Regions from separate parts of the Homo sapiens genome. Here region 1 is linked to region 2. Evidence: read pairs that join two places in POLR2A ChIA-PET (ENCODE). Cell type or tissue: K562. All regions are shown on one strand. Each heading gives the region's core, and the rest is flanking DNA. Links, peaks and the distances in the headings are about the cores only. Region 1 overlaps ACTL8 (actin like 8). Region 2 overlaps ACTL8 (actin like 8).

What was found. ChIA-PET counts read pairs that join two places held together with the same protein. Peaks named below come from ENCODE experiments on the same cell type or tissue, not always from the same donor. Only the 100,000 strongest peaks of a DNase experiment are listed, where the experiment ranks them.
Region 1: POLR2A ChIA-PET joins it to region 2 with 5 read pairs; 4 of 35 experiments call an interaction of 5 or more read pairs at or near these places.

Annotation. Positions count from the first base shown.
Region 1 is chr1:17,823,596-17,835,159 of GRCh38, reverse strand. It overlaps ACTL8 (actin like 8), which reads right to left. Exons shown (of 3, transcript NM_030812.3): 3 at 8,097-9,393. The coding sequence ends at 8,641. Among named protein-coding and RNA genes, the nearest start is that of ACTL8, 74 kb to the right of the region's middle. RefSeq lists an enhancer at 8,543-9,132. In K562, for the core only: a CTCF peak has its summit at 8,869 (motif pointing right); DNase peaks (open chromatin) are centred at 3,359 and 8,869; H3K27me3 peaks cover 935 bases.
Region 2 is chr1:17,762,617-17,774,180 of GRCh38, reverse strand. All of the region lies in intron 1 of ACTL8 (actin like 8), which reads right to left. Among named protein-coding and RNA genes, the nearest start is that of ACTL8, 13 kb to the right of the region's middle. RefSeq lists an enhancer at 5,556-6,122. In K562, for the core only: no CTCF peak of the experiment used is centred there; a DNase peak (open chromatin) is centred at 5,400; H3K27me3 peaks cover 3,549 bases.

The sequences.
Region 1 (11,564 bases), core at 2,295-10,294, 60 kb before region 2:
AGTCAGGGATGTCCTCTCTAGTAAAGTGGCATTTGACCAAAGACTTGAAGAAGCAAGAAAATGCACCAGCAGCTGTCTGGGGAAGGTGCTGCAGGCAGAAAGAACAGCAAGGGGAAAGGTCTGGGCAGAGCACACTTGGCAGGACCAGGGAGCAGTGGGGAGGCCGGTCTAGTTCCTGGGGGGCCTGAAGACTGAGCGAGGGAGAGGAGAGGCGATCAGAGTGGACCAGGAGCCAGACTGAGCAGGCCCTTACAGGATGCAGTGGGGACTTGGGCTTTCTACTGTGCATGAGATGGGAGGGCTTTTAAGCAAAGGGGCTGAATGGCCCGACACGGCCTTTCACAGGTTCCCTGCGGAATGGGGGTAGAGACAAAGCTGAAGACAGGAAAGGCTGGTAAGAGCTCCTTGCGGGAACCCAGGTGAGAGACGGTGGCCTGTGGAGCAGGTAAAGAGTGGCAGTTTATGGAGAGAGTCTGAAGTCAGAGACAACAGGGAAAGTATTTATTGTGACTCCTGCTTATCCAAGGTGAATCTGACTTTCAAGGTCATGGCCACCAGGTCAACAGTTTAGCCTAAAGGAGTCCTTACCTGACACTGACATTCTCTTTTTTGACTCCAGTCCTCCAGAAGCTGGAGGAGAGGCAGCTTTTCACATTAAAACTCTTACCCAGCACTTAAAGGAGAGGCCTGGTCTGAGCCTGCTCTGAGACGTGCCATGAGGCTCTCAGGGGTGTCAGGATGAGAGCATCCATCTACATCTGGCAAGATGCTGCTCCCTGCAGCAGAGTCACCAACTCACAGCCTCCAGCCACAACTGATAACCCCAGACCAATTGTGTCTGTTCATGCCAAGGACCCCCTATGAAAGCAGCTGAAAAGATGAGTAAACATGATCGCAATCACGATAATCATAGCAGCAGCCAACACTGCACATTCACTAAGTGCCAGGCCCCGCGCTAAGCTTTCTGCTTAAGGTAAGCTCAGATAATGCTTTATAAGCCATAGGGTAGATACTATGATTATCCTCATTTTAGAGATGAGGGGTTTGGAGCTCAGAGACGCTAGGTAATCAGCCGAAGGTCACACAGCTAGACAGTGACAGAGCCAGGGTGGAAATTCGGGCTTCTCCTCCAGCCTTTATCCTTCCAGACTGAGCGGCTCTTGGCTGAACGGACCCTCTCAAGGGCTCACCAGGCAGATCCACCTTGTTTCACCTCCTCATCGCCTTGGCCCCGGCTCCACCATCCCCACCCTTCTCTTCCAAGACAGGGCCAGCCCTCGACACGTACCCCCTTTCCCTCCCCATGCACAGATGGTTCCACTGACTCCCCAAGTCAAAGGCTCCCCCATTTCCTACCTGGAGCGAGACCACATTAACTCCAGGTAGAGAGCCAGGTGGTTGGAACCAGGTGCTGCTTTTAGAGAGATGAAAGCCAAGTTGGTCTTTGCTTATTGCAGAGACAACAAACTCATACCTTAGCCAGGCCCTCAGGGACCATCTCTAATGACTATGCAATGACTATGGTGTTTGATAAAATAACACGACCACAGGAAGATTGTTTCCGCCACCTCCATGGCCTCCTGATGGGCCAGGCCCTGTGCTAAATACACAGCCACACACAACCCTGCTGCACAGCTGGGGCTGATGGCCAGTCTGTACCATTTTGCAGATGTGGAAACTGAGGCTCAGAAAAGCTAAGTAACCTGCTCAGGGTTTTGCAGCTAGTGAGGGGTAGGGGATGGGCGGTGGGGGTGAAACAACAATTTGCACAGTTTCACTGTCTGCACGGCCCACTCTCCCAAAGACTATCACGCCAGCTAGGCGAGGGAATGCGTCCTGAATCATGTTCTCTTCAGCAGGTTAAACATCACACCTGCAATTTTGCTCTTTTACTTTCAACCAACCCATTCTTTGCTCCATAAATCACGCAGTATCCTACCCTTGTCAAAATCATCAAAGGCCCAATTAACCCTGAATGCCGTGGCCCCTTCTCTGCAAACTGCCCCCAAAACCATGGCATTTCAGGCTGGGAATATTACAAAGCTGGTGGAAAACCAGCCCAGCAGGCAAGCAAGCATTCACTCTACAGTGACCCCGTAGGGGGAAGGGAAAGCCCACATGGGTAAGAAAACCACCCACAGCAGCTAAATTCCGACTGCCAAGCCTTTATTAGTGGTGACAAAAGGTAGCAAAAACAGCACAGAGCTTTCTACTCCCAGGTGGGGGTTGCAGTCCCAGGAATTAGTCATGTTTTGACTGGTAGAGTTATGGAATTCATAATGGAGGCCCTGGAGAAATTAAACCCGGATTACGACCAACCCCTTCCCCCTGCCGAATGTCTCCAGTGGGAGCAACATGGCAAGGCTCTCAGTCGCTCCAGGAGACTGATTTGCTGGCTGGAAGAGCTGGGCTAAGATCATGACCCCACAAGCACAGGGTTACAGAGGAGATGGCTCTGGCCTGCCCCCCACCTCCCTGGGGGTATGTCCACTCCCATCAAACCCTAAGGAGTGGGAGTCAGGTCTGTTCTCCATGTCCCCAGCAGCCCCACCTGGTGTTCAGCAAGGCTTGCCAAGATGAATCTGTGTCTTCAGTTCATCAGTGTTGTCCTTCCTAGGTGAAAGCAATGTCCTCTCCCTGGAGGGAGGTAATTGTAGAGGGGACAACCACAGATCTAGGTAATCAGGAGAATGGCCTGAATTTGGGCGAGTGTCATTAACTCTGTATTAATTACAGAAGAAGAGTAGACCCACCTCTCATACTCTGATTTTAGGGCCTCTTAAAACTCTGAAGATTCCTAAGATGGTTGTATATCAAGATCCTAACACGTTAGTGGAAAAGTTAATCAAAAGGACAGGATGAAAAGGAACCTTTCCTAGTAGCATGAATGTGTGCTGGGGCCCGTGCATCATCGTGGAGTCTCCTGGCATCCTTAGTCCTGGATTTTTCTTGCAGTGATTCAGGGAGAAAAATTACCTTTATTGAGCACCTACTATGTGCCAAGCTCTGCTAAGCCACTTTACAAACATGCTTCAATTTAACAGAGCCTAGCAAAGGGCCTAGGACACAGAGAAAGTGCTTACTGAATTTCACTAAATGGATAAATGGCTTTAATTCCCATATCAGCCTTATGAGTTAGGTATTATTATCACCACTTTACAGATGAGGCCATGGAACCAGAGACGGGCAGTGCTTTGCCCAAAGCAACACAGCTTATAAGTGAGGAACAGAGATTCCGGCCTGCATCTGCCTGACTTTGACAACAGAGTTTGTCCTCTCCGCCAGGGTTCCTGCTTTCTCAGTAGGGACTGGCTTCTTGGAACCAGAAATCATGAATGAGAGGGGAGAGGAGGTGAGAAGCCCAGGGGAGCTGTCCAAGACTTGTAGTGCTGAACGGAAGAGCTAATGGAACAAGCACAGATGTACGCAACTGACGAAGAGCTGGTCTTGCCCTCAATGTGAATTCATCTCATTTTTCCACCTTGAGATTACTCTTCCGAAGTCTTTCACTCTGGGCTGCCTTTCCTGCCATAACCCAGGCACTAAAATAGCTCCAAAATTGATAACTAATTGCAACCACTGCTGGAGGATAGGGAAGATCTGTTAGCCCCTCAAACTCACCAAGACCCCAAGTATCACTGAAGCCAAATTCCCAACCCAAGACATCAGAGGGGAACAAGGTCCCAGGTGATATAGAATTGTTAGCCTAGAGTCTAGTGAAATATCTATTTTATGGTGTATGTTATCACTCTTTGTCTGATCCCTCTCTGAGCCCCTATATTCTCCGAGCTATACCCAGAGAGCCCTGCGTTCTCCAGTGATGTCATAATTCTGCTTACAAGTCTGTCCTTGATGTGACCCCTGATGTCCTTCAAGAGCTGAGCCTGTCAACAACCACCTTCATCCTTCCCTACTCCCTCTCATTCCCCAGCCACTTCAAATGTTCCATCTATTTAACCCCCCATACCAAGGTGTCAAAGGCAACCATGGGGGTGGCAGTGGGGAAAAGCATTCCAAACAAAAGGAACAGCATCTGCAAAGTCCTGTTCCTCTGGCAAGAGCCACCTCAGGCATCATTTCCTACAAGAAGACACCTCTGGCTGTTTACCTCTCCCTGGTGCCATGTACCCTCCGACACCTGTGATACCTCCGTGTCCAGAATGTGATTCTACCCCATCACTCCATGTCTTAGTCTGTTCCTGCTGCCATAGTAAAATACCACAGACTGCATAATTTACAAAGATTAGAAATGTTTGGCTCACAGGTCTGGAGGTCAAGATCAAGGCACCCACAGATCTGGTGTCTGGTGAGGGTCCACTCTCTGATTCCAAGACCGTGCCTTATCGCTGCATCCTCCAGAAGGGAGGAATGCTGTGCTTTCACATTGTGGAAGACTGGAGGGCCAGGCACACAAGGCCCTCTTCTATGGGGAATTAGTCCCATTCATGAGGACAGAACCCTCATGACAATCACTTACTTCCGAAAAGGCCCCACCTTTTTACCACCACCACTATGGGGATGAGGTTTCAACATGAATTTTGTAGGGATACAAACATTCAGACCACAACATTCAGACAAGAAAAGAAATTACCCTGCAATGCCTTTCCCCGGGGAAACTAAGCCAGCACTTTATGTTTTAACCATGTTGTATCACTAGCATCTATCTGCCTGTGAACAAGTACATATAAAATGAGCCAGGTGTGTGCCTAGGGATTTGGCCAATAGAGGCTGGTGTGTACGAAATAATAGCTAACCTTCATGTGCCTGGTGTTCGCTTAGTGTTTTATGTATGTTAACTCACTAAAACTATATGGCAATCATCTAAGCCACCCTGAGGTAGGCATCTTTATTGGGCCCACTTTACAGAGAGGCAAAGTAAGGCATAGGGAGGTTAGCAGAGCCAGAAAGCAGCAGAGCGGGGACTGCAGTCCATGAAGTCTGGCTTCAGAGCTCATGCCCTTGTCCATTTTACCATCTGTCTAAGAAAGGGCCCTGGAGGTGGGAGAGGCCACACACTTCTCCTCTAGAGCCAGGAGGGTGCTCAGTGTCAATGTCGACTTGGTTCTCTGCATCAGCAGAACCTAAAGTTTCTGCCAGGGTTATCTTGGGGAACTCAGGCATCCAAACCCTACCCACACCCAGATGCAAGGGTACTAAGCCCCAGCCTTGGCAGCAGAAATTGGCAGGACTGTATCCTCAGAACTGGGGATGGGTTGCCTGGGGGCTCTTTCCCTTTGTCCCCTCTGCCAGCCCCACCCAGCCCCTGACCCAGCTGCCAAGACCCTGCCTCCCTCCCCTCTGCACCTGGCTGCCCCTGGCAGGCAGCCCCAGACCTCTCACAGAGGATGAGCCTCCTCGAGCTCTGAGCAGCTGCCAGGACTTGCTGGAGCCCAGCAGGCATCTTCTGGGCACCACGTACCACCCCGCCAGGCCAGGCGTGCCAGCAGTTCCGCATTAGGTTGAAGGCCCCACACGGCCCATGGAGCTGCTATTTTTAATTTAATTGGAGAGTCAGAGGAGAGAGATAGTACCCAACAAGGGAGTTCTAAAAGCTTTGGGAGTGGGGGAGGGGGGAGAGAAAGTGAAGAAAAGTTCATAATTATACACTAGGCAGCCAGATTTGATGCTTGAACAGAAAGGTTAAATGTTACATTCAGAATGAAATGAGGAAAAGGGTTCTGATGACAGTTGCCCAGAGCTAAATAAGGAAAGAAAATGCCCCTTGCCCATCTCCTCTCCAGGCCCTCCTTTTCCTTGTCCTCATTTCTAAGTTTCCCCCACTTCTGCCTTTTAAGGCTCAGGTGTGTACAAATATAGGGGTTTCAAATGCAAAGATTTCTGCCCAGGGTGCCCACACCTCGACTGCTATCCGAAAGCAGCTTTCACACAAGCCTGGAAAAAATCACACATCCGCATCTCAGGCCAAGGGAACCAAGAAGGCCCAGAAAGCTGAGAAGGCAGCCTGCCACTATCGGTGATAACACAGGCTTTAGTATGGACAGACCTAGATTCAAAGCCCTCCTCTGCCAAGGAACAGACACTGTGAATCAGCTCACTCAAACCTGTGTGTCACCTATTTCAGCTACCTCCAAGTAATGAGCCAAACAGAAATCTGCTAGGTGACAACTTTCTAATAGCAAGTGACAGACCCAGATAAGACACTCCCTTCATGCTTCCTTTTCCTGCAGGAAATATAGGGGGTGATGCCTGGAGCTGCCACAGCTGTTTTGTGACCACAATCCAACAAGCCTACATGCTGAAGGTGGAGAAATGGAAAGAAAAAGAGAGACCTTGGTGATGTAGATTTGACACTGTTCACCTGGAGTGTCTACTTGTTGCCTGAGACAAATAAATCTGTTTCAGCCACTTTTAGCCTAGTGTTCTAGGAATGCTGAATCCATTCCTAACTCTGACAAATCATGATTAGCTTGAACTTGAGTGTGAACTTGAACAAGTGTTTAACATCGCTCATCTTTGGTTTTCTTATTTGTAAGTGGAGACAAACGTCACTCATTTCACAGTGTGCACGTGAGGATTAAATGTGATTCCATTTGTAAAGCTCTCACCACAACGCCTGGCAAGCGATGGTAGCTGCCATTGTTATTAACACTCATGTTTAATAGGCGAGTGACATCAACTTAAAAGCTTGAAAGTCATTTCTCTTACCTCAGTAGCACGTCACAGCTTCAAAGTGAGTTCTCATCCCCTATCTTAGTTCATCTTCAACTCCAAATCTCTGAGAGAAGGTGGTTATTACTTCCTATTTTATACTTGATAGACTCAAAGAGGTTAAATAACTTGCCCAAGGCAGCTCAGCTCATGATAGGGCCAGCCTGAAACTCAATCTGACACCAAGTCTGGGGCTTGCACCAGGCTGGTTCTGAGTTGGTCTACCTAAGAATTGTTATTCCAGGCCCCCACTCTTTTCCCTGGGGACTGCTGATGCTTCAAGTGTGGGAGCAAACACATGAGAATATGGCTCATGTGTTCAAAGACAAGGTGAGTTGGACTCTGCCCTCCAAATTCCTCTACTTGCCCTGAGATATCTGGGTTCCTTGAGCTTCAGTCTTCCAAACTACACTTGTTACTCTATTCCAGCTCTTAACATTAAGGAGCCAAGAATCCCTTTCAGAAACAGCTGGATAACACTGTGGTTGAGAGTCCAGGCTGGGTTCAAACCCCAGTTCTGGCACTTAACAGAAAACACATTTTATTAAATAAATAGTATATTGTGGCTCCCTTCTCTGTATTAGTCAGAGTAAGCAAAACAGTTGCTGTAACAAACATCCCCACACTCTCAGTGGCTGAACATAGATTCCTCATGCCACAGGCTAGTGTTGGTGGGGTTGGGCAGGGGTTTCTGCTCCACCTAGGCACTCAGGCTCCTTCCATCTGCAGCATTTGCCATCCATCCCCTAGGGCTTACACGTCCTCCCCATTGACCCATCCCACAGGCTGTGAAGGAGTATTTTTAAGGTCAGGTGCATGCCAACTGAGCCAGAACTCAGCCACCTGGCCCTATATAACTGCTGGAGACTTGGGAGCATTGCCTCACAGTGTGCCGTGGAAGGAGAAGACACAGTTACTGATGGTCCCTAGCAACCTCATCTCAGTCCACTCCATTGAAAGTGGCCATCCCTCCACCTCCAGATCACATGACCGTGTCACATTTGATTCATTTCATTCTTCATCATCAGAAATATGTTTACTTATATACTGTCTACAATAGATCCCACAGGAGGCTGTAAGCTTGAAACCAGAAACCTTGTACATCTTTCTCAAGTCCCCAAGGTCCAGCACAGCTCCTAAAACATGCTAGGTACTTGAATATGCATCAGATATATACCAAACAAATACGAATAAGAAGGGAAACTTTAAACAGAATATTGGGACACCTGGGATGGATGGATAGAATGTGGCAGTGAAAGAACACGGGGTCCAGACCCTTGCCTATTCTGCTCAGTGGCAGCCACTGTTCATAGGCCCCAGACACCTCAGAGCCCGCCCTGGCCCCCACCTGGCTCTCTCACACTTACACTCCCTAAGTCTCCCCAAGGGGCTGCGCACCCTACCCCCATCCATCACAGGAGCCAGCATTGCTTCCAAACAAGCTATTTATTTGCAGATATAAAACAAGATCCAACCACGGGTGGCAAGGGCATCCCAGGCTCACCTGCAGCAATGCCTCCCTGGCCAGAAAGGGCCTGTAGGACCAGAAATGTCAACTGTCCCCCATCCCCTAGTCAAAAATAATTGGGACTCCTAGCAGGAGTGCTACCCCAGTTAAAACCTACTCAACCAAGAAGAATGAGACAAACCAGGGGAAATGCCAATGAAAAATCAGTGGCTCTCAGGCATGGAGATGGCAGTCAGCCACTCATACCCCAATGATAGGCCACCCTGGAAAAACTGTCCCCTGCAGGGTTTCCAAGGATGACATCTTGTCTTCCCCCTTGGGTAGGTCCCACTCTTGCAACAAGATAAAACCTTAGAACCTAAAAAATACCCTCATGCCCCTAGAATTCCAAAGCCAGCTCACCCCACCCCACCTCATTCTACCCCCACCCAGAACATTTTGCTAAAATTAATCCGCCCGTGCCCATCTAACAGGAGCCCATTCTCAGGAGTGAGCCAGTAGGGTCACATCCTCATATGCTCACCATACTCCTCTCGGGACATCCACTCAGACTGGTAGGTAGAAAGGTGAGCCACCACGGACGCTCCTAGCCAGACACTAAAGTTTCTATTGGAACCCTCCCAGACTGTGGCCTTGGTGGAGGAGACGTGATCCCCCATCAGCTCCCTGAACAGGCGCTTTGTGAACCCGGGATAGAGGGTGTTGCCCCCGCAGGCCATCACGTGGGAGACCAGCAGGGGGCGCAGGGAGATCTCGCAGGACTCCACGGATTCCACAATGGCCCGTGGGATGCTGGGCCCCGGCTGCTCGAACACCTGCGGGCTAAAGAACATCTCAGGAGCCACCCGCTGCATGGGGGTCAGCTCCACGCGGGAGCCGTCTGGGAGCTGATAGGTGTTGCTCTCATCCAAGGCACTCTGCTGCCTCTCACGAAAGTCCAGGGCCTCCCCCAGATTCTGCGGCACGTAGCACTTGTTCATCTGAGTCACGGCGACTGTCTCCAGCTGAAACAGGCAGCGTCTATCGCAATCTTCCTTAAAGAGACTCTTGAGGAGATAGGCGGAGAGATCCTGGCCGGCGAACTCCAGCGTCTTGCCGCTGGCGGGCAAGGGGCGGCCCTGGTGGAAAGGCTGCACGCGGGTCAGGCCATAGCCAGAATCAACCACCACTCCGGTCAGGAGGCCAGAGGCATACAGGGACATCTGCAGCTGGTCGGCCAGGAGGACCGATGGGACATGCAGCAACTCAAACAGGATCTGCAACGAGGGAGAATTCACTCAGTGCATTTCCCCCCAGCCTGCTCAGCAGTCAAAGCTGAAGTCAGCACAGAGCCCCATCCTCGGGGGGACTCTCGGGCTGCCCCAGGATGCTGCGCCCAGGGCCCCTGGAGCTTATGCAGTGAGGATAATGCAGCAGCTCTGGAGGATTAGAAGGGGAGCTGGGTTTGCCCTCAGGAGCTTGTCTGGTCGTGGCTGTTCAGAAGACCACTTCGGTGAAGAGGTGAGAAGAGCTCTGTGGCTGCAAGAAATGGTTCTGGGACACTGGCTGCAGGAGCAACATGGCCACGGGTCACATGTGCAGCCTGAACCGCCTCTTTAGAAGGAAGAACAGATTAGAAAAGAAACAAGTGTTGCGTATTCACCACTGTCTCCAAACAGTGGAGGAAGACTGGAAAAGACAGACCAGAAAGATAAGACAGACAAGAAAAAAGACGCCAGAACGAAGGAAAAAGGAAAGGAAGGAAGAAAAGAAAAGAAAAGAAAAAAGAAAAAAAGGGAAAAGATGCTCACTGCCTGGCAGGAAAAGCCTTATTTTTTCTTTTAAATAAAAACCTTACAAACGTCAAGACAAACCCGGAATTCTGGTATTTAGGGTTTGCCAGAGTCCCTGGGCTGGTTTTCTCCCCCTGCTCCTCACCCCCTGAATCTTTACAAAGCCCCCCTGCCCCCCATTCCTCAGCTCTGGCAGCCTCCCCAAGGTTCTAATCCCATAGAAGCAGAAAGATCCTAACAGTCAACCCTTCTGTGGTCCCAGCCACTTACTCACCTCTTCAAGCCCCCACAAGCCCATCGTCTCCCCTCAGTGGGAGGGGGCTCCCTCCATTACTACTCTCAGAAAATTGTCCCCCCACCAGCCATTTCTCAAAATAGCAGCCAAGGTCCTCTTTTTCAAATAGAAAATCAGATACAACTCCCCCATTTAAAACTCTCCATTTAAAACTCCCCAGGAACTTCCTATTCACTTAGAGCAGTGGCTGGCAAGCATTTTCTGTAAAGGGATAGACAGTAAGGGTTGCCAAATTCAGCAAATAAAACTACAGGATGCCCAGTTACATGTGAATGTCAGATCAATAATAAATAATATTGTAGTGTAAGTATGCCCCATGCAATATGAAACATACTTAAATACTAAGACATTATTTGTAATTTATCTGAAACTCAAGTCTAACTAGGCATCACGTATTTTACCTAGTAAACCTACAATAGTAAATATTTTAGCCTTTAACTTGATGTATGGTCTCAAACAGTCTCTGCTGCAACAACTTAACTCAGATGCTGTCGTATGAAAGCACACTCTGCCAAACCCTAAATATCAGAATTCCTGTTTTGTCTTCATGTTTGGAAAGTTTTTATTTAAAAAATAATAATAGGGCTTTACCTACCAGGCAATGAGCATATGTTCTTTTTTCTTTCCTCTCTCTTTCTATCTTACATAACATATAAATGAATGTGTGTGGCTATGTTCCAATAAAACTTTATTTACAAAATAGGTGGTGGGCCGGATTTGGCTCACTGGGTTGCCAATCCTTGATTTAAAGTAGAATCCAAGCACTCCCCACAGCCTACCAGGCCTACAAGGCCCAGCCTCCTCCAACCTCACCATCCTATTTGCCTCTTGCCGCTCTTGCTGCTGAAATCACCTCCGTCAGAGAAGCCCTTCCTGAGCGCTCTCTTCAAACAGGTTCCCCACCCCCAACAGTCCACCATGATCCCATTTCATTATGGTTCTAGAACTCATCACTACCTGGAATTATTTCTTAACCCCTTCATGGAAGCTCTCTGAGGGCCAGAACATGGCCTGTATCAGCAATTATGGAATCCATAAGCAAATATTCCACGTCTCCCTGGTAACCCCCTTTCCACCAAGCACGTTGGTTGCTGCATGTCCGTCTGCAGGTGGGGCCTCCGTGAGCTCCCCTGCTTAGTGGCACACCAGGCATTCACTAGGTTCTTGGGAAATGTTTGTGGGGCAATTTGTTGGTTTCTGTTGGGTTTTTTTGTTTGTTTGTTTTTTTGAGACAGGGCCTTGCTCTGTTGCCCAGGCTAGAGTGCAGTGTCGTGATCTCAGCTCACTCTATTCTCGACCTCCCGGGCTCAACTGATCCTCCCACCTCAGCCTCCCAGGTAGCTGGGACCACACCTGGCTA
Region 2 (11,564 bases), core at 1,119-9,118:
GCTGGAGCTAAACGAGCCCAGATTTTGGCCTCAGAGGACCCCAGGCTTTAGTTCCGACTCTGCAGTCCTCAAGTGTGAGACAGAAGGTGGCGCTACCTCTAGGCCATGACAGCAATGTCCACAGGTGGGCATCTAATTTGCTAAGGTGAACTCAGGCCAACCCCTGCACCATCTGGCCTCAGTCTACCCACCTGTATGCCCACCCCACCACCTCTGGCTACCCTCTTGTGCCAGGCATTACATAAACGTCACTCTAGTGCACCCTCTGTGGCCCTGCACAGACAGCCTCTTCTCCCTCCCTTCGCAAAGTAGAAGACGGAAGCTCAGAAATCCTGTTAATCTCACAATAACCAGCATCTGTTCGGCATGGGCCAAGTGCTGTTCTATGGACTCTGCATGAATTGCCTCTCCTAATCCTCTCATTAGGCCTGTGAGAGAGACCCTTTGATTATCCTTGCTTGGGCACAGAAAGGTCACGAATGTCGCCCAAAGTCACACAGCTAAGGGGAGAGCAGAAATGTGAGCCTTGCAGCCCCGCCTCCTCTTCATCAGGCTAAATTGCTCCCCAGCTTGTGTCAAGTAACTAGGACAGAACCGGGCACTCTGGAAATGCTCAATCCTGATACAAAGCTGCTCCACTCTATGGCATCATAAATAAACGCATAAGGGTAGAGCTAAGCCGGCACCTACCACTGTATTTGGCTATTTTAGAAGAGCCTGCATTTGTTAATGCTTGCTGCGTGCTAGGAAAGGCTTCCCCTGCATTCTCGCTAATTGTTATTACTTGTGTCTTCTCATTTCACAAAGGAGGGACCACAGAGGTGAGACAGCTTGGCTAAGCTCACAGAGCAAGGCACAGCGATCGGTGAGCCAGGAGCTGGAGCTATGGCCCCAGGGTCCAGACTCTCAGCCTGGTGCTCTCTAGACTTCAGAGGGGCCACCAGTAGGTACACAGCCGGCAGCCAGGAGCTACTCGAACAAAGAAAAGCTCTGCTTCTCCTAAACACATAGAACAAGCCTCTAATCCTTGTTATTAACGTAAATAATATTCCAGCAAAGAAAGCAAACTCCCTATCTTCTCGAGGGGCTTCGGAGGATTACGTCGACAGTGTCCGACGCAGCGAGGACAATAACCAATTGACTCTTATTAAAACTCCAATAATGCTGGTATGATTGCTGCTTTGATAAGCTCGCTGCTGTGAGCGAGGGTCAACCACATTAGGAAAATGTAATTAGACTAATAAATTCCAGGCAATCCTTTTTTTTTTCCTTTCCTCTTTGCTCTAAGGAAGAGGTACTCACAAGACCTCATTACCCACACAGAGGCCCCATGGTGGGCTTTGATGCAAAAGAAAGCGGTTCTTAGACTGCCTGGGTCTGGCCCCAGAAACACCCCTCTGGGTCCCTGTAGCTCCAGAGCACGTGGGACTTACTGGTCAAATGGCAGAGGCTCCAGGGAGCTGGGAGCTAGGGATGCATGGCCAATTCCTGCTAAACATCACTGCTCCCCTCTCGTTCAAAAGGGAGCCCCCCAACCTCTTCCCACCACTATTGGGCTCCCTCTCTCCGGTCCAGCATGATCCTGCATAAACTACATCTTTGCTGAGTTTGTGTGGTCAGAATTGTGGAGCTGCCCCAACATCCCTGGTGTCAGCTTTCCCCCAAATAATGGGTGGGATCAGAAGTTATGAGGGATCCAGTATGGTGCCTTGAGATCCCAAAAGACAAGCTGCTGGGGTCTGGGGGAGAAACCGACTTTAGGAGAGGATCAACCTCACCGAAAGCCCAGAAACCTTCACAGGCCCTGAAGTGCCGAGTAACAGCCCACCTTCTGGGGTGAGGTGAGCCTTACAAGGAAGTCCCTATCTAGAAAAGACCCTCCCACCGCTCATAACTCCCGATCCAAAGTGCAGTTCATGCTGCCATAACACTAATTTTTAAAATGCGTATTTGTTCCAATGCAATCGATACATTAGGGAATAATCTGAGCATTATGCAAACTTCTCATGTGTTGATTCAGGACTTTTCCCCTAGAAACACTAGGTGAACACGGAAGACTACACCCAGCAGAGCTCAGCCTCACGGGGATACACGAAGCGCATGCACTGCACAAGGTCCACAGCGAAGGTTAGCGCTGCATCCTGTCTCCCACCACCTCCCTGTTCTCCTGCTTTCTGTCTCTGTCTCTCCTGTTCAAATGGGGAGAATGTGGCCTGTGCATGTCACTGGATTATTTGAGAAGGCAGGAAGAGGACAAGATACTTCACGAATTAAGAAAAGGACCGTGGAAGAATAGGAAAACACCCCCTCTTCCATTAGCCTTGATGGTGCTGCAAGAAACGGTGGTGACCCCAGCACCTCAGTGTCCATTTGTCCAGCCGGTGAGCACGCCCCCTCCACTGCAGCATGTCAGGAGTATCTGTCCTCTGCTTGACACCCCCAGTGACAGGCACTCAACTATGCCCAAGGCAGTCTATAGCAACTTTCAGTACCTCTAGCTGCTAGGGGCCTCGAAGCCAAAAATCTACCTCCCTGTCAATTCTGCCAATCGGGCCTGGAGGACACACCTCTGGGACAGTGCAGGACAAATCCCATCTTCCCTTCCTGGTAGTAACGGTTTATATGCTCCTTCCCCCAAACCAAGTCACCTCTTTCTGAGCCAAATATCTGACTGTCTTCAACCCGCCCTCCTGAGATAAAAAGAATAATGATAAAGATCAAGGTAATATCAGTGACTGACATTTAATAAACACATAATAGGCATTATTCTATACTAGGAGTCAGCAAACTATGGCCCACGGGCCAAATCCGGCTCACTGCCTGTTTTTATATGGCCCGAGAGCCAAGAATGGTTTTTGTATTTTTAAATGTTGAAAAAAAAAATCAGAAGAAGACTATTTTGTGACACATGAAAAGTATCTGAAATTCAAATTTCAGTGTCTATAAATAAAGTTTTATTGGAACACAGCCACGCCCATCATTTACATATTATCTATCTATGGCTGCTTTCAAGTTACAACAGCTGAGTTGCAGCGTCCGACAGAGACCATATGGCCCACAAAGCCCAAAATGTTTACAATCTGGTCTTTTACAGAAAAAGTTTGCCGCCCCTGTTCTATACGCTTTACAAGTATCATCTCAATCCTCACGATAACCTATGAGGCGGTAACTGCTGTCATCTTCCCATTACAGATGAGTTCTTAGAAGCTCAGAGATGTTAAGTAAATTACCCGCGCCCCCAGCCTCACAGCGGTGAAGCCAGGATCCAAACCCAGGCATTTGACTCCAATGTCTGTATCCTACCCACTTCCCCTATTCTTCCCGGTCAGAGCCCAGGACTGACAACTGCTATCAGCACCACAATCTCAGTGGAGCCACTTCCCTTTCCTGACTATACAGTCCATCTTGGTTTCACTGTGCATGGCGAGAATGACCAGCTCATTGGCCACTATGACCTCTAGATCCTCTTCTGCCACTACTGTCTCTCTGAGGTCTTTCCCAAACTCTGCACTGTGCATGGTAGAAATGACCAGCACATTGGCCAGTATGACCCCTAGATCCTCTTTTAAGCCTTTGGTTCCTATAGGTCTTTCCCAAGCCCACCCTTAAAAGGGCCTATAAACTCACTGCTCTCTGGATACTAAAGAAACTAATCCACGAACACCCTCCAGACTGGGGACTAAGGTAGCAGCTAATGTGATAAAGTCGGTAGCTCTTAGCCAGAGGTCTCTAAAAATTTATGAGAGACAATAAATCTTGCTCTTGGGCTGCCCACTGGCTTCAAATAAACCTGTCCTGCCCCTGATTTTGCAGGTGTAGAAAGTAGAGGTCCCTGGAACTGCTGTCTGAGTTATGAAAATCTCAAGGCCACCCTCCCTGCTTCCTTCTCTCTGAATCTACGAGGAGAGAAAAGGTAGCATACTCTGTTGCCACAGAAACTAGGCTAGGCTAAGTCTGCAGCAGGAAGGATTAAAGATAGATGTCAGGAGGAGGAAGTAATCTGGAGAGAGAGGTATAAGCACACCAATTCTACATCTCTGATTAAAGTTTCTCAAAGAGGCTTCTACCCCATTATTAACTCTGAGCTCAGATGCCAATTATAAACCACAGACCTCATCAATAAATACAAATCAACATATCTAGAAGGCAAATATTTTATTTTTATTTATACGCCTATTAAATGTAGCCATAGCTCATCTGGCTGGAGGAGACCCAAATAATCCAGACACTGCAAGCTGGTGACTCCACAGGCCAGTTTCAGGCCATGGAGCTACTATTATTGGCCTATACTATCTTTCAAAAATTTCAAATAAGTTGCTAACATTTAAAATTTCAATTATTTTGGAGCATAGTTCAGATTTCTGGATTTTCTTGAAAATAATCCAAAGATGTGGCCCAAGAAGCCCTACACAGCAACAGCTGGTTGGCCCCGAGCTGGGGTTGACTCTATGAGCTGAGCACGTGCCCACCAGGCCCCTTGTATTCCCATGCCCTCTTCTGCCCTGCGCCTGGTTTATTTCATGCCTCTGTCTCTCCTGGAGGGCCCCTGCAGGCATGTGGGCTTGTAACACCCTGCCACGATCACCACCACCCCCTTTTTACTGGTGGACAAACTGAGGCTTACAGAGAAGAACTGTCTTGCCTAACAAGAGGCAGGGAATTCGTGACAGAGCAGGTCCCCAATGTCCAGGGCAGGACTCAGCTCAGCCCTGTCTGGAAGGAAAGTCTAGAAGGTGGGTTACTATCTACCAGCTACAAACGTGTCTAAGGTGAAAATTAGATTTTTCTGCTGACTCTGATTTTGCTAGCTTTGTACCAGCTCTTTACAGAGGAAATGGAGAGAAGAGAAACAGCTCTGCAGTGACAAGGAGAAAGTCTCCCCAGACCCTCTCCCTACACTCTGCCACCCCTGCCGGCCCACAGCCATGCCCAATGTGCTCTAGGGATACTGGGGAAGGGAAGGCTGAAGGAAAAGAATCAAGGCGCTCAACAGGACAGATCAGCAGCTGCTTGACTTCACAGCTGGCGATTCTGCAACACAGACCAGTGGAGAATATTGGCCAGGCCTGGGCGACGTAGCAAGAAGCAGGACCTTCTTTGCGACTGACTCACTATGTGACTTTGTCCAAGTCACTTAACCTCTCTGACCCCCCGTCTCTTCATCTGTATAAAAGGGAAATAGCAGCATCAGTAGGTTAAACAGGCTACAACAAAGCACTATTAGTATAGTGTCAGGCACATAGGAGGGATGTCATGAAGCAGTGGACCACTCCTCCCGCTCTGCTTCCTGACACAATTACCCTCCCAAGACTACACTCCTCAGCCTGGTGTCCAAAGACATCTTCAGCCTGCAGCTCCAGCCTCACTCCCCACTCCCTAGCAGTGAGTCAGCAACTCTGCCCCTCACCTCCACCAAACCCAGCCTCCAGGCCTTCGCCCCTGCAGTGAGCCTGACTCAGAGCTCCATTCCCCAAACGCCCCTCCTATTCCAGGCAACCCAGCCCTAGAGGCCCAGCCGGATCACTGTGTCCAAAACTTCCCCAGACCTGGGAACCCCTCTGCACTCTGAGCCCAGCCCGTTCACTGGCTCAGAGGAACTCGGTCCTGTACTTTAACATTCCATTTGATGATATCCTCCATCCTTAGCATCTTAAAAGACCAAAACACAGCTCACATGTGTGGCTCTTCTAGGGTACAGGAGGTACTTGTAGCAGCCAAGTGCCCAGCCTCTCTTCTTCTGACACCAGCACCCCAAAATTCCTTTCCAGGAGTGATCCTCTCCCCAAACTGCAGTCTTGGCAGGACTGTTGAACATGAGCCCTGCACACTGCCAGGCCAGGCCTCGCCACAAGGTCAAATCCCCACCAGTTAGGTCCCCTCTCTCTGGGTACATGGATTTCCAGTCTTGCAAAATTCTCAAGCTGGCTGGAGCCACCCATCCTGGTGGGGTCCCCAGAGGGCCTTGAGCAGATCTTGCTAGAAACACCACCCACCCACCCCCACCTGCCCGCCACCCTATTCCCAACCAGAGTTAGCTGGGTTCCCACCTTTTCCCAGCCAGTCTTTTGGCCCAACTTCAGATACAAGAGTTTCCTTCTGATGATTCCTTTTCTGCTGCAGTTGGCCAGAGGCAATTTCTATTGCTTACACACACGGAGCCCTGACTGATTCTCTAAAACCCCACATCACATATATGCTCACCCCTGCCCCCCAGGACTGAACCCACAGACACCCAGTCCCACCAGAGGGATTCACGAGCACCCATTCTGCACACCCAGGGAGGCTGGGGCCTCATGCTTTCGAGAAAAGCCACACTGCCACCTGCTTGAGTAACGCAGTGTCATTCCTCCCGTGTCAGCAGTCACGGCATCAGACTGAGCCGAGAAGCCAAGCAGGGACATTGTCTCGTGTGAAATAAGTAAATAAAGGCAACAATGAGACATAACTGAGCAGGCAACACATAAAGCAGGTATTTCTGCAGATGCCAAAAATAATAATAAAGCACCTATGGAGGATAAACATGGTGAGCACTGATCTACAGTCAATACCCAAAAAGCAAAGGGCTTACTGCGCACCAAATAACCACTGGACAAGGCAGCCACAAAAGAGCAGTGCCCGGGAGCCATGCACCCAGCCACGGGCTTAGACAAGGCCAAACTCAACCCCCAGGAGAGCAGGGAAGGTCTTAGCCGGGAGAGAAGGATGTGCAGACGTCAGTCCGGGAGGAAAGGGAAGAGAGCGATATCTAAGAAGAGACTCTTTAGAAGCACCCTGAGGCTAAGTTGCCAGCATCGTCTCACCCCTGTACCACAGGGACGGCCCCCACACTGGCCCCCCTGCCTCCGCCTCATCCCCCGGCTCTGTCTCCAGCAGCGAAGTCGGATCCTATCATCCGATGCAACCCCAGCATCTCCTCACTCTTACCGTTCTGACCTCACCTCCTGATGCCCTCCTCACTGTTTCCAGAGCAGGCCTCCACAGTCCCACCGCAGGGCCTTTGCAGACGCTGCTCTCTGCCTGGAACCCCTTCTTCATGATGCTCACCCGTCTCGCTTCCCCCTCAGGTGTCTGCTTCCCCCGTCCCTGACCACTGTGGCCAAAGTCACCTTCTTCATCACTCTCTGTTCCCGTTCCATTCATTGTTCTCCATAGTTCTCCCAACCTGAAACCACATTCATCATCTGCATATCTTGTCTCCCCCAACTAGAATGGAACTGCACGGGGGCAAAACTTTGTCTGTTTTGCCCAGGACTGAATCCTCAGCACCTAGAACAATGGTCAGTACATAATAGATTCATTCATTCATTCATTCAACCATAGCTTAGGAATGAATGAACAAATGAACACCCCTGAGAAAAAAATGCAGTAAGTTCCAGGAATTATGGCTTTCTAGATGATTTATATGGCAGTATGGTCAAAGCTTGGTCTCTGAAGACTACGTGGGTTCCAATCCCAGCTCCATCACATTATGGCTCCCAGTCCTGGGCTAAATATACCCTCTCTGGGCATCAGTTTCCTCATCTGTAAAGTGGGGATAATCACAGCCCCCACCACAGTGGGCTTCAGGGAGGAATAAATGCATTAACACATGGCAAGTCAATTAGGACGGTGCCTGACAGGCTGTCAGCGCCCAAGGTTGTGACTTTTGCTTTTGCTATTGCTACTCTGCAACCAACTTTAGATAGTGGTAGAATAATCAGGAGGCCCTCTTGAATGGGATATTTGCACAGAAGAGGTCCCAGACCGAGTGTGTGTGACATGGGAGCAGAAGACCCGGGTTTGAGCCAGGCTCTGCCACTCATACGCTGTACAATTTCAAGGAATGCACAAGTTCTCTGCCGATTAAGTCAGGGCCAAAGTACCAGTCCCAGCCTCACGAGGCTGCTACAAGGCTCCAGATTGGATCAGGGATGTGAACACAATTTTGGGAAGACAGGGGAGTGAATCAACACATCACATCTATTAGTCACTACATTTGCAAAGCAGCCAAAGTCAAAAAGCCAGGGTTCAGAGGTCCCACCTCCATCACAGCCGTGGAGCACCCAGATGCCTTTGGAGACATCAGCAGTGCTTTCAAAGCCTCAATTACAAGGGCTGGGAGTGTCACAGGGTGTCATTGCTTCTCACATTTTGGTCACAATATCATCCAAAGGCTGAGGGTGACACTGGGAAAATTACAGTAATTACTCTGCAGGAGGGCAGGCCACAGGAAGTTGGCTGCTCTAAAACCTGGGGTGAGATTTAACTCCCTGGGAGTTGAGAGAGGTCTCGAGGGAACCTCTGCCTCACATCCTAGGACCCGGGAAATGGCGCCCATGCCAGATGTAATGAACCCACAGCTCATCAAACCAGGCAGGCAGGAAAGCCTGGTGGGTAAGAGCACAGATGTCAGGTCAGACCAGTCAGCTCTGCCCTGCAAGGGGCCAGACATTGTCCTGAGAGACCTCACATTCCGGGGAGTGGAGACAGATCGTGAATAAGTGAGTGAATCAGACATTTATAGAGAGCCGGGTGACGTGCTACGAGGGAGCAACAATGACATCATGTGTGGAATGGAGCCAGGGCTCTGGTCAGACCTCTTAAGAGGGGAACCCTGAGCTGAGACCTAAGAGATGCTACATAGCCTGCCATGGAGAGGGGCTTGGGCACGTTACCTCACTTTCCTGGGCCTCGGTTTCCTCACCTGTCAAATGGGTATGTTATCACACCAACTCCATATGGTTATTGCGAGTGTCTGATGAGTTAATGTGTAAAAAGCACAGGGTCCTGTCTGTAGGTAGAGCTCAAGCAGAGGTGGTTTGGAGGCAAGGAGTGGGGGACAGTGCGGCCTCCATGCCAGGCACTCTCCTAGGCACCAGGACACCACAGTGAACTAAGGCAGATAAAAATCCCTGCCCACGTGGAGGTTACTCTTTAGTACACTTGGCCTGGACAGCCAAGTTGACATGTTTCTCTTCCTTCAGGCCCACCACACTCAGGGACCCAGAGGAGGAAGGCCAGCCCCAACCTGCTCCACACAGCCCCAGACCCGGTGATCGCTGCCTGCTCATCTCAAAGAAGGAAGCGTCCAGCACCTCCAGTTGGTACCATCTCCCCACAAGCTGGATTCCAGCAGCATCCCTTCCAACTCCACTCTGGCTGGAGCCCCCAACCGCTGCACAGTTGGCACCTGGGACTTGTGCATCATGGTGGCTTTACCTGGGTGGATTCCAACATCTGGTGTCTATACAGCCCCCCTACCCAGATCCGGGGGCCCCAAGTCATGTGCCATCTTGAGCCACTAGGCAAGGGCACAGAGAGCCAGCGACCAGGCCATCTCCAAGGGAGGCTAAATGGAGAGATGGAAAGGGAGACACTGCAGCCTGTTAACACATCAGTTTCTGCGTGAACTCCCCCGGGGAGCCAGGCAGGCAACGCTGGAGGAACGCGGGCCTCAAGACAAGTGGAATTTCTTTTAAAGAAATATTCAGCTATTAAAACCCAGGCTCTCAGGCCACATCAGGCATGCCAAGTGGGGCTGGAGGATCATCAACAGCGTGGGGGCGACACAAGGAGGACGAGGCTGAACCCAATAGGCATCAGGATGAGAGATGCTGTGGGGGGGTGCCCAGAAGCTTAGGCTGCTGAAGTCACAGCATCACCAACCCCACCTCCAAGGGTACCCAGGACTGGAAGCTGCCTGTCAGAACCTCGTAGCATTCCTGACCATGCCTAACAGAGCAATAAGAAGAAACATTGGGCTGGAAAGAAGTGAACCCCCAGTTTTCAGGCTGACTTTATGACCAGTCCCCCCTGGCTTGCCCACTGGTGTTCATCCAAGCTTTATAGAGAGCCAACTATGTGCCAGGCATGGAGCTTGAGGGTGTCTCAACCTGAGCACTGTTGACATTTGAGGCAGGATGACTGTCTGCAGCAGGGGCCGGCCTGTGCACTGCAGGATACAGAGCAGCTTCCCTGGCCTCTACCCACCCCTTGCGTCACACCTAAGGCCAGCCCCACTGTCAGCCGGGAACTGGACCATAGCTGCCCACCAAGGGAAGGGACCAGCCAGAGGCTTCTGCCTCCATGAAAGCACCAGCACCCCCACCCCCACCCCCACCGGGGTTTCCCGAGCCCTGCTCAGCTCAACACAGAGCTGCTTTCCAACCTTTGCTATTCTTGTCTGGGACATATTATCAAAAATAATGATTATCATGATAGAAGGCACTAGATCAATCATTGTCCCAGTTAGCCCATTTAGTAAATGGGAAGCTGAGGCTCAGACCTGCTGAGTCATCAGCCGGTAAAGCATGGAGCTCCATCGCAACCCCTGTTTCCAGAGGGCCAACCCCTGTTTCCCGAGGGCGGAAGCCCCCACTGCACACTCACAAAACCTGTCAGCCCCAAGGCTCCCAACCGCTCATCCTTTTCTGCAGGGGGAGGGAATGGGGGAGAAAAGACTAAGGAACATTTTGCCATAAGCCTTCCCCTGCCCTAGGTGCCACTAAAACTCAGAAATCCTGGCAACCCTCTCATGGAGAGCACCTGCGGCTAATGAGGAATAGGATGGGGAAGACGTAATGAGCTGCTTACAAAGGCTGTGGAGCCAGCAGGGGGATCTGCAGCCCTCCAATTCGTCAGAACCTCCTTCCAGGCTGGAGGCAGGGGACACGGGGAGGGGCCGAGGGTCCCGCAGAAGTGGGGAAAAGGGTTGAGGGACCCACTCCACCCCGAGTTTGAGATGGGAAAGCCATGGAGGTCACATATTATGACTAAGAGGGAACCAGGGATGCCAGCACCTCCGGGGAGGCTTTCTAAAGACCACACCCCAAAGCACCCCCACGCTACCCCGTCACTTGACTCTACGGTCTGAAAGCGAGGTCAGAGGAGCGTTGGGCCAGCTCGGGGCCAACACAGGGGTGCATCAACACAGCCCCCACACACTCCCGCTCCCCAGCCCACCTGGTTTTAAACAACGTGAAACCCAGACAGAATGAATCCCTCAGCACGATAGAAGCCATCCAAAGACAGAAATTCCATAGCTGTCCCAGAGCCCACAGTGTCTGGGGACCCGCAGGCCAGGCTCTTTCATTGCAGGATGAAATGAAAATTCCCAGAGACCTAGGCTACTCTGGCCCAAAGGTCTCAGTCCAAGAGACATCAACTTGCCACGGCAAGGTAAGCACTTCCCCACCGCTTCTCCTAGCCTGGCCCCAAAAGGCGAACGAGGAATCAGAGGCCTGGGGTCCCCCTCTCTCACACACACTCATTCCATTATTGCGCGGGCCCCACCAGGCAGCCCTACCACCCCCATGGACGCAGAGGAAAACTGAGTCCCCGGGAGGCCACGCAGAAAGCGCCAGAGGTGGGAGCCCCTCCACTGCCACCTGGGGCCCACAGCTCAGGAGTCACCGGGGAACAAGGCCTTGGGGGGCGGGGGGCACCAAGGAGAAGACCACCCACACAGGCCACAACCTGACCAGAGAAGCTTGGTTTTTCCTGCAGCCCCACCACAAACGCCAGCCCCTGGGCTCCCACCTGCAGCCCAACCCCCTGGGGTTCGATATCGGGGACCAGGGGCTCCA